Linked DNA regions of Homo sapiens: region 2 is linked to region 1. Evidence: chromatin loops called from intact Hi-C (ENCODE). Cell type or tissue: psoas muscle. All regions are shown on one strand. Links, peaks and the distances in the headings refer to the core of each region. The heading gives the core; the rest is flanking DNA.

Region 1 (5,387 bases), core at 250-5,249:
GCAGTTGGAGGCTGCAGTGAGCTATGATCACACCACTGTACTCTAGCCTGGGCAACAGAGTGGGACCCTTTCGAAAGAAAGGAAGAAAAAAATGAAAGGAAGCAAGGGGGAAAAGAGGGAGGTGGGGGAGTAAAGAGTGTACTAATCAGAAAGGGGCTGAGAGCCCTGGAAGAATGAAAAGGCAGAGTCAAGGAGACAATATGGGGAGAGAGAGTATTGCCTTGCCAAGGGTGATGCCTTCAACGGCATTGCCCGAGGTCAGCAGACACCCTGGGCTCAGATTCCAGCTTACTCAGTACCCCTGAATCTATGGCTTCCCAGGTGGCTTTGCAGAGCTGAGGGTATGTGAGGAGCTACTTACTGTTACCAGCATTTTAGCCCACCAGACAGTTCATCTATTCATTCATTCAACAAGTATTTAGGAGTGAACAAAATTGACAAAGTAGCCAGGTGCAGTGGCTTGAGCCTGTAATCCTGGCACCCTTTGGGAGGAGAAGGCAGTAGGATCACTTGAGTTCAGAGCCTGGGCAACAGAGTGAGACCCTCTCTCTGAAATACATATACATATATATAATATATGTATTTTATATTCATATTTACAATTTTAATATATATATTAAAATAATAATAGAAATAACTGACAAAACCCCTGTTCTCAAGAAATGTATTCTCTAGTGGAGGAAGCTGACCATCAAACAAACAAACTAGGTAGGATGTTAGCTGGTGATGGGTACGAAGGAGAAAATGAAACCTGGAAAGGGAGATAGGAATTGTAGAGGGAGGAATACAACTTGACAAAAGGAGGCCAGGGATAGCCTCACTGAGCAGGTGACATCTCAGTAAAGACCTGAAGGAAGTGAGGGCGTGATCCTTGCAGATAGAGTGAGAGCATTCCCAGAGGAAGAAACAGCATGTTTAGGAGCCCTGAAGCAGGAGGCCAGGCAAACTGGGGGAAGGTGACATGAGATGTGGACACATGGGAAACAGGCCAGATGGTGAAGGGTCTTGCAGGTTATTGTTAAGGACTTTCCTTTGATTGGATGAGAGGACTTTGTAGGGTTTTTAACAAAGAACAACATAATCTGGGTTACTCTTTTCCTTTTAAAGACTTTATTTTTATCTTTTTAGTTACTTTTATTTCGATTTGTACAAATGTATTGGGTACACGTGCAATTTTGTTGCATGCATAGATTCCCCAGTGGTCAAGTCAGGGCTTTTAGTGCACCCATCAGGTACATTGCACCCTTTAACTAATTTCTTATCATCCACCCCTCCCCCTCGCAGCTCCTCACCCTTCTGAGTCTCCATTGTCTAGCATTCTACTCTACGTCCATGTGCACACATTTCTTAGTACCCACTTATGAGTGAGAACATGCAGTATTTTATTTTCTGTACCTGTCTTGTTTCACTTAAGATAATGACTGACCTCCATTTCTACCCATGATGCTGCCAAAAACATAATTTCATTTTTTTTTTTTTGAGACGGAGTCTCCCTCTGTCACCCAAGCTGGAGTGCAGTGGCTCGATCTTTGCTCACGGCAACCTCTGCCTCCTGGGTTCAAGTGATTCTCCTGCCTCAGTCTCCTGAGTAGCTGGGATTACAGGCATGCACCACCATGCCTGGTGAATTGTTCTTGTATTTTTAGTAAAGATGAGGTTTCACCATGTTGGTCAGGCTGGTCTCGAACTCCTGACCTCATGATCCGCCCTCCTCAGCCTCCCAAAGTGTTGGGATTACAGGCGTGAGCCACCGCACCCGGCCAATAATTTCATTCTTCTAATGGCTGAATGATATTCCATTGTGTATATGCACCACACTTTCTTTATTCATTCACCTGTTGATGGACACTTAGGTTGATTTTGTATCTTTGCTATTGTGAATAATGCTGCGATAAACATACAAGTGCAAGTATCCCTTTGATACACTAATTTCTTTTCGTTTGGGTAGATACCCATAGAGGGACTGCTGGATTGAATGACATTATGGTTCTATTTTCAGTTTGTGAGAGATCTTCACATCGTTTTCCACAGAGGCTGTACTAATTTACATTCCTACCAACGGCATATAAGAGTTCCCTTCTCTCTGCAGCCTCACCAACATCTGTTATTTTTTGTCCGTTTAATAATAGCCATTCTGACTGGTGTGAGATGATATCTCATTGTGGTTTTAATGTGCATTTTGCTGATAATTAGTGGTGCTGAGCATTTTTTAGGACTTTACTTTTTAAAGCAGTTTTAGGTTCACAGCAAAATTGAGCAGAAAGTACAGCAAGTTCCCACACACTCCCTGCCCCCACTGCATGCACAGTCTTCCCCACTGTCAACATCCCCCATCAGAGTGCTGCATTGGTCACAATCCATCAGGCTACACTGGCACACTCTAATCACCTGAAGTCCACCGTTTACAGGAGGGTTTTTACATTAGTGTTTTCTCTTGGTGATAGACGTACTATGGGTTTGGACAGATGTCAAAGTTGGGAGAAGTTCACCTTTAATCAGAAATGAATGTTGGATTTTGTCAAATGCTTTTTCTGGTTTAGTTTTTAACAGCTGAAACTTTCCCTCACAAATCAATACATTCGGCTTCTGGGATATATGTCACAGCCTCTAGGATTGTGATTCATGTGAACTCCTCTTGAGAGAGACTCTCACCCTGATCTCTGGGTGCTCATGAAATCAGGTTCATGGACCTGCCAGGCCAAGTTCTGCATCCCAACTGAGGTGGTTTCTCTAGAGCAGGCAACCCGTTGTGAAGCCTTAGGGAGGACATGGGCTGCAGCTTCTCAGGGTGACCCCCTCGCTATCAAGGCACAGCGCTGTGGGCTGTGGGTTCTACTGGTCTCAGGGTTCTACTGATGTCTCTGCTATGTCTGCACTGAGATCACACACACAGTTTTAGTTCTTGTTGCTGGTGGGTTTTGCTTCTTCCTTCCTTTGAAGAAGGCTGGCAGCCTCCAAGAGCTTCGTCCCTGAGAGGCGTGGCATGTGGGCATGTGTGTGCCGTGTGGTTGACCTCGGGCAAGATCCCTACCACATCCCCGAGAGGCAGAGGAGATGGCTTCGGGCCCCCTGCGCAGGGCAGGGCGTTCACTTCCTCTTGAGTTGGGGGAAGATATCAGCTCAGCAATTCTCACCACGGTAGGGAGAAAAAGGGAAATATTAGTTTCCCAGTGTTAGCAATTACACAACAGCCAGAAATCAGTCCTCCTGATTATAGACTCCTCCAAGGAGGAACTGAGGGCTGCAGGGGCTGCACGGAAAGAATAGCCTTGGGAGTAATATCAAGAGATAGGTCTGTCTTTGTAATAAATCAGAAAAATCAATGCTTTATTTTTATCTATTTATTTATTTTTGAGACAGAGTTTCCCTTTTGTTGCCCAGACTGGAGTGCAATGGCACGGTCTCGGCTCCTGCAACCTCTGCCTCCCGGGTTCAACCGATTCTCCTGCCTCAGTCTCCTAAGTAGCTGGGATTACAGGCGCGTGCCACCACGCCCAGGTAATTTTGGTATTTTTAGTAGAGACGGGGTTTCACCATGTTGGCCAGGCTGATCTTGAACTCCTGACCTCAGGTGATGCATCCGCCTTGGCCTCCCAAAGTGCTGGGATTACAGGAGTGAGCCACTGCCGCCGGCCACCAACTCTTTACTCTCATCTTCATAATACATCATCAGGACCTCCTGACTGTCCCACCAATGTTTCACAAGTCAGTGAACTTGTCTCTATCTCTGTCTGCCACCAGCAGTCACTAAACATCATCATCTCCATTTCTACAGATGGCACAGAGGCCCAGAGAGGTGAAGGAAAGCCTAAGGTCCTACAGCCAGGATGTGGCACAATTTGGAACTGAACCTACTTTACTGCAAACAGCACAGTGTAGATGAAGCCTGGCCTCTTACGGCACTAGCTTGAGCTTGGACTAGTGGAGCAGTTCTCAAACCTTTCATCTCAGAAACCCTTCACACCCTGAAAATGTTTTGAGAATCCCAAAGAGCTTTGGTTTATGTAGGCTAGACCTATTGACATATGCATAATGTATCAGAAATTAAAAACAGAAATTGGCCAGGTGTGGTGGCTCACACCTGTAAGCTCAGCAATTTGAGGCAGGAGTATCCCTTGAGCCCAGAAGTTTGAGACCAGCCTGGGCAACAAGTGAGACCCCATCTCTAAAAAAATTTTTTAAAGTAGCCCAGCACAGCGGCTCATGTCTGTGCTTCCAGCTACCCAAGGTGGGAGGATTGCTTGAGCTCAGGAGGTCAAGACTGCAGTGAGCTGTGATTGTACCACTCACTGCCCTCCGGCCTGGGTAACAGAGTGATAACCTGATTTAAAAAAAAGAGAGAGAAATTTTTGGCCGGGCACAGTGCCTCATGCCTGTAATCCCAGTACTGTGGGAGGCCAAGGTGGGTGGATCACCTGAGGTCAGAAGTTTGAGACCAGCCTGGCCAACATGGCGAAACTGCCGTCTCTACTAGAAAGACAAAAAAAAAATCAGCTGGGCCTGGTGGCCCTCTGTCTCCTGGGTTCAAACGATTCTCATGCCTCAGCCTCCTGGAAAAAAAAAAGAGAGAAAAAATTGAATTTTCTATTATAAATCATTTATTAAAACCAGACCCTTAAAAAGTTTCATTTATTTATTATTTAGCCACTCCCATGTTACAGTTTTTATGTTTTTATTAAACTTTCTAAATCAGGATGGATTCCTTTTTTTTTTTTGAGACTGAGTCTTGCTCTTTCTCCCAGGCTGAAGTGCAGTGGGGTGATTTCGGCTGACTGTAACCTCCGCCTACCGGGTTCAAGTGATTCTCCCACCTCAGCCTCCCAAGTAGATGGGATTACAGGCATTCGCTACCACACCCAGCTAATTTTTGTATTTTTAGTAGAGATAGGGCTTCACTATGTTGGTCAGGCTGGTCTTGAACTCCTGGTCTCAGGTGATCCACCCACCTCAGCCTCCCAAGTGCTGTGATTACACGCCGGGCCGAGTCACAGGAAAAAAAAAATTTAATAGATGCTTTCAGATATTTTTTCTGCCAGTTCCACATAATTCACAGGACACACTAAATAATCTTTAAAGTCTTAAAATTTGCATTTAAGTACATTATTAAAATATTTTAATATGAAATAATAGATGTGGCATTGATAATGGTAGAAAATTACGGCTTGACTTCCAAGTGTTCCCGAAAGTTGTTGCAGTAGCCTTGGGGACATGCTGCCCAGACCTTCCCTGGAGGACGAACATGCTGCGAGGCTGTGGTAGCACAGTAAACGTCCAGCAGTCAACTCCTCCTGGCCTCAGCAGCAGAGCAGCCTCACCGCCCTGTCAGGGGCCTGGGTGGCCCCACCAGGTTGCTGAGTGAGGCGTGACATTTTGGCTCAATGCGGGAC
Region 2 (5,387 bases), core at 112-5,111, 68 kb before region 1:
CTTATTAGGATTTCATATCAAATCAACGGATGATATTCTCTATATTAATTTGCTGTTTTCCCTTTAGCAAGCACATTAGGAAAATAACACTTTAACACCCGCCTTTGGTGGTTTCTGTCATAATTATTAATACTTGACTTTTTTTTTTTTTTTGAGACGGAGTCTCACTCTGTCCTTTGAGGCATTGTCCCCATAAACTTTTGGTAAAGCATCAATAATTTTATCTTTCATCCACACAAGCTTCACCATAAATTTGATGTTTATTCTTCCATTTTAGCAGAATTCATGTTGCTCCAATAGGGGCTGTCTTCAAACTGATGTTTTCTCCTTCTTAGTGCCTCAGAGTAGATCCTGTTCAGATACGTTATAACAGGTTAATATGAGTTTATTTTGGTGTAAAAGTACTTTGAAATTCATGCATAGTTTTTTCATCATATGCATTTTCCATAGCTTTGAACACCCCCATGTAACTCTCCTCTTCCACAAACCAAACAATGAAAAAGCACCTTTGTGATGGAAGTTTATTTTGCAATAGGAACTCACAGTGATCTAAGCCCTGCTATTCATGAATATAATTCATTACTGGAGTCCAAGTTGCTTTTTGGTTTTTGAAGTTCTCTTCTTCCCTTGCAGGTATAGAACAAGATGCAGTGAATACTTTTACCAAATATATATCTCCAGATGCTGCTAAACCAATACCAATTACAGAAGCAATGAGAAATGACATCATAGGTAAGCAGTGCTTGAAACTATGGCAAAAAAAAAATGACAAAAAATGCACAGAACTGACAATTTTCGTTATTGACTAAGATAATTTTTTCTTAACATGGAATTTAGCAGTTCCCTTCCTAATTTGTTTTCTGAGTATTTTTTATATCGGATTATAGCTCACTTTAAAAGTTTCTCGGCTGCATTCGGTGCGAGGGTCTTTGCCTGGGCCAGATGGGCTGCAGTGTAGCGGGTGCTCAGGCCTGCCCGCTGCTGAGCAGCCGGGCCGGCGGGCGGCTACGCTAACCGGCACAGACCACCGGATGGACTGGCCGGCAGCCCCGCACCAGTGCACGAAGTGGGCGGGACAGAAACTTCTGGGGTTGGAAGTCCAGTGAGGCTAAAAGCCGGTACCAAAGTCTCTAGGCATCAGGGCTGCAGCCCAAGAGTCTCACGACCAGTGGGCAACTGGATGGCCAGACAGGTGTCTCAGTGGTGGCCTCTCCGTCTCAGGGCTTCATCCCACTTCTCAGTGGGCCTGACGTCCCTGGGCACCCTGGATGTCTACCTGCATTAGCCAGAGCCATCACATGGCCTGTGACTTGCCTTTTTTTGCCAGTTGATTGTGCCACACACAGTGTCATTTCTGTGTCATTTGGCACAGCTGGAGGTGCAAGGAGGAGGGCAGCCTCATGTCCAGTCCCAGTTTCACGTAACTTTATTCTTCTGAATAAAGACAATTTGCTAACCTTAAAAAAAAAAAAAAAAAAAAAGTTTTTCTTATATGTTGGACCCAAATTCTTAGGCTTTAACCTGAATAACAATGACAGCAAGATCAATAAATAGTACACATTTATTAAACACTCACTGTGTCCCAGACAATATTCCAAGCACTTTTTATGGATAGACTCATTTTAACTTCTAAAGAACTTTGTGGGATAAATACAGTTATTTTATAGATGAAGAAACTGAAGCACAGAGAAGTTAAGTGCTTTGTCCAGGGTAACAGCTCAGATATGGCAGAGTCAGGATTTGAAACTAGACCCTCACATACCTTAACTGCTGTGCTGTGGCAGTGTTTTTCATACTGTAGGTTGGGACCAGCCTTCTCTTATGCCCTCACCCCCTGCCAAAAAAAAAAAAAAAAAAAAAAAATATATATATATATATATATATATATATATATATATATAATATATATATATATAAAATATATATATATATAAAATATATGTATTAGTATATATGCATATATAGTATATATTATATATTAGTATATATACTAATATATAATATACATATTAGTGTGTGTATATATATATATACTAGAATAAAAAAATCAAAGTATCTCAGAGTAGTAAGGACAAACATTTCAGAAAAATGTTTTCATTATATATACATGTATGTATGTGTATGCTGATTCAACAAATATATTTCTTATAGGTTATAGCAAAATAGTTTGAAAGCTTTTACTGTGTTTTATCAGGAAGACCTTAGGTGAACGTATATTCACAGATAAAAGAGGTTATTTATTCATTCAATAAATATTACATTCTCATAAGTCCTAATATTATGTATTTTTATTCTTCAAAAAAGTTAGTATTTGTGATTTATGAAATAAGACATGTTCTTGCACTTTTAGCAGATCTGTCCCGATGTTGGGCTTCTTTAATCCTTAGTGTGGGTGCTTTGCACTCACTCACTGCTGGGGACAGCAAGACCCCTGTTAGTCTCAGCTGTGTTTCTTAAATTGGCCCACTGTACCTTCCAGTTAGCTATTCTGGGGTCCATGTCATGTTGGCTCCATTTTCCTTTTCTTTCTCCCACACAGATACCTATAACGGCTATAACATAGGCCTGGTGGCTGTTGGTGGCTTATCCCTATCTGCTTGTATTTAAGGGGTACTGTTTCACTGAGTTTTGCTGACAGATGTTGTCATGAGATTTGAGGTTTTCTGTGTTGTTGCTCTATTTTTATGTGGGAATTTGCTACTATCATCATCCCTAGACCAGCTTTTCCTAGTAATACAACAGGGATGTTCTGACTGATTAGAGTTTGCCTGTTTGAAGAATTGGTTGGCTAGTGATTTTTTTTTGAGGGGAGTCTGTACCAGTTAATAGCCTGACTGGCGTGTGGATAAAAAGGAAGCAGTTTCAAGTCAAATAAAACACTTAAAATGAAACCACACTGCAACTCTCTTTCTTTTACTTAAGCTTAATCAAATTAATGATGATGTAATCCCATGAAGGAAAAGTCTTCTGAAGGATCAAGTTGATAACATTTTGTGATCAAAGAATTTGAGAAAACCTCTATCCCAGTGTCTATCATTATATATTTTAGGATGTTAATTACCTGTGTGGCTTTAGGCAAGTCATTTTTCCTCCTTGAGCCCCATTCTTAATCCTGTCCAAATTATTTGTCTCCTCTTGCAGTTGGACTATTTTAATATAGCTGTCCTTCAAGTGAGTTTTGTTCAAAGGAGCCTTCACTTTAGCTCTTACTGTGTACCCACTTTGCATAGTCTTGTTTTAAATGTAATCCTTGGATTTTTGGTGTTGCTAACTAATTACTGTTTTTATGTGAGGATTTAGAGTGATCCAGAATCTATACTTGCACTACCTCCTTCATCTTCCACAAATGTTTGAAGTGGTAGAATTTTTAAAAACTTTGAAGGTACAGCTGACAGAATTTGCTGATGGTTTGGAAGTGAGTGGTATGAGAGGGAAAAAAAGGAATAAAGCATGACTGCATTTTTTGTTTGTTTGTTTGTTTGTTTTTGAGACGGAGTCTCACTCTCGCCAGGCTGGAGTGCAGTGGCGTGATCTTGGCTCACGGCAACCTCCGCCTCCTGGGTTCAAGCGATTCCCCTGCCTCAGCCTCCCAAGTAGCTGGGACTACAGGCGCTCGCCACCACGCCTGGCTAATTTTTTTTTTTGTATTTTAGTAGAAACGGGGTTTCACCGTGTTGGCCAGGATGGTCTCCATCTCCTGACCTCATGATCTACTCACCTTGGCCTCCCAAAGTGCTGAGGTTACAGGCATATATATAAGCATATAAAGTGTGTTATAGCATACAAACAGGTATATATATAAACATGCAGTCCACACAGCTGATAGGAATGAGGCAGTAGTGAAGGAGAAGTTGATGTAGGAGAGGGGACAGTTGTTACAGGAAAGAAGTCTGGAGGCAGAAGGGATGAATTCCAGTGCTCACATAGAAGATTGCTTAGATGGGAGCAAGGACAATTTATCTAGAGTCACAGGAAAGAATGCAGTACACGGGTAGAGATGCAGGTGAGTTGAAAGATGTGAGAGATGATGGAAATAATTTTCTGATTGCTTCTATATTCTCAAGGAAGCAGGAAGCAAAGTCCTCAGCAAAGAGAATAGAAGAGGTGTTAAATATTTGAGAAAGGAGATGTACTGTAGAAAAAAAAAAAACTCAGTTTCTCCTTCTGAACTCTCACAAAACAGAACCCTTCCATGACTCTAGTTGTGTGGGGTTTTTTCCCTGTCAGCTACCAATTCTGCAGATGATTGTTCAGTGAACACCAACTGGGTGTCCTCTAAGTCAGTTCAGTTCTCACACTGTTTACCTGGAGATAGCATCAGATCCCACAGATTGAGGACTCTGTCCCACAAGACTGCCTCCACTTCAGATGCCAGTCTCAAGTACAAGTTGTGGCCTGTGCTTCTGACTGACCTTCTATAAATTGGAGTTCCCACAGTCCCCTCCTTGGGTTCAATAAATTTGCTAGAGCAGCTCTCAGAACTCAGGGAAATGCTTTACATATATTTACCCATTTATTATAAAGGATATTACAAAGGATACAGATTGAACAGGCAGATGGAAGAGATGCATGGGCAAGGTATGGGAGAGGGGCACAGAGCTTCCATGCACTCTCCAGGTCATGCCACCCTCCAAGAACCTCTACAGATTTAGCTATTCAGAAGCCCCCCTCCCCATTCTGTCCTTTTGGGTTTTTTGTGGAGACTTCATTATATAGGCATGATTGATCATTGGCTATTGGTGATCAGCTCAACCTTCAGCCCCCTCATCCCGGGAGGTTGGTGGGTAGGGCTGAAAGTCCCAAACGTGTAATTCTGCCTTGGTCTTTCTGGTGATTAGCCCTCATCCTAAAGCTCTTTAGAGGCCACAGCCACAAGTCATCTCATTAGCCTTCAAAAGAATCCAGAGATTCCATGAATTTTAGGCGCTGTATGCTAAGAAACTGGCTAAAGGCCAGTTGCAATGTCTCAGGCCTGTAATCCCAGCACTTTGGGAGGCTGAGGCAGGAGGATCGTTTCAGGCCATGAGATCAAAACCAGCCTGGTCAACATAGTGAGACCCCCTTACAAAAAATTTAAAAATTGGCCAGGCGTAATAGCTCTTGTCTGTAGTCTCAGCTACTCAGAAGGCTGAGGATCACTGAGCCCTGGAGTTGAAGGCAGCAGTGAGCCATGATCGTGCCACTGACTCCGGCTTGGGTGACAAAGTGAGACCTTGTCTCAGAAGAAAAAGGAAAAAAAAAAAACTGGGCAAAGACTAAATAACATATTTCACAGTATCACAGATTTGTATTGTCTAGGAAAGTGAATGTAAACAGACCAGGACACTAGTATGATCCCTTGGTTTCATGAAGGTCCCACTAAAGTCATGAACACAAAGTGAGACTAG

Evidence for each region. Peaks named below come from ENCODE experiments on the same cell type or tissue, not always from the same donor. Only the 100,000 strongest peaks of a DNase experiment are listed, where the experiment ranks them.
Region 2: it touches region 1 in a loop (1.8-fold over the local background); 4 of 110 quality-filtered maps call a loop at or near these places.

The regions. Positions count from the first base shown.
Region 1 is chr17:19,874,412-19,879,798 of GRCh38, reverse strand. No RefSeq gene overlaps it. Among named protein-coding and RNA genes, the nearest start is that of ULK2, 9.2 kb to the right of the region's middle. In psoas muscle, for the core only: no CTCF peak of the experiment used is centred there; a DNase peak (open chromatin) is centred at 3,038.
Region 2 is chr17:19,942,752-19,948,138 of GRCh38, reverse strand. It overlaps AKAP10 (A-kinase anchoring protein 10), which reads left to right. Exons shown (of 15, transcript NM_007202.4): 5 at 634-732. Among named protein-coding and RNA genes, the nearest start is that of AKAP10, 32 kb to the left of the region's middle. In psoas muscle, for the core only: no CTCF peak of the experiment used is centred there; no DNase peak of the experiment used is centred there.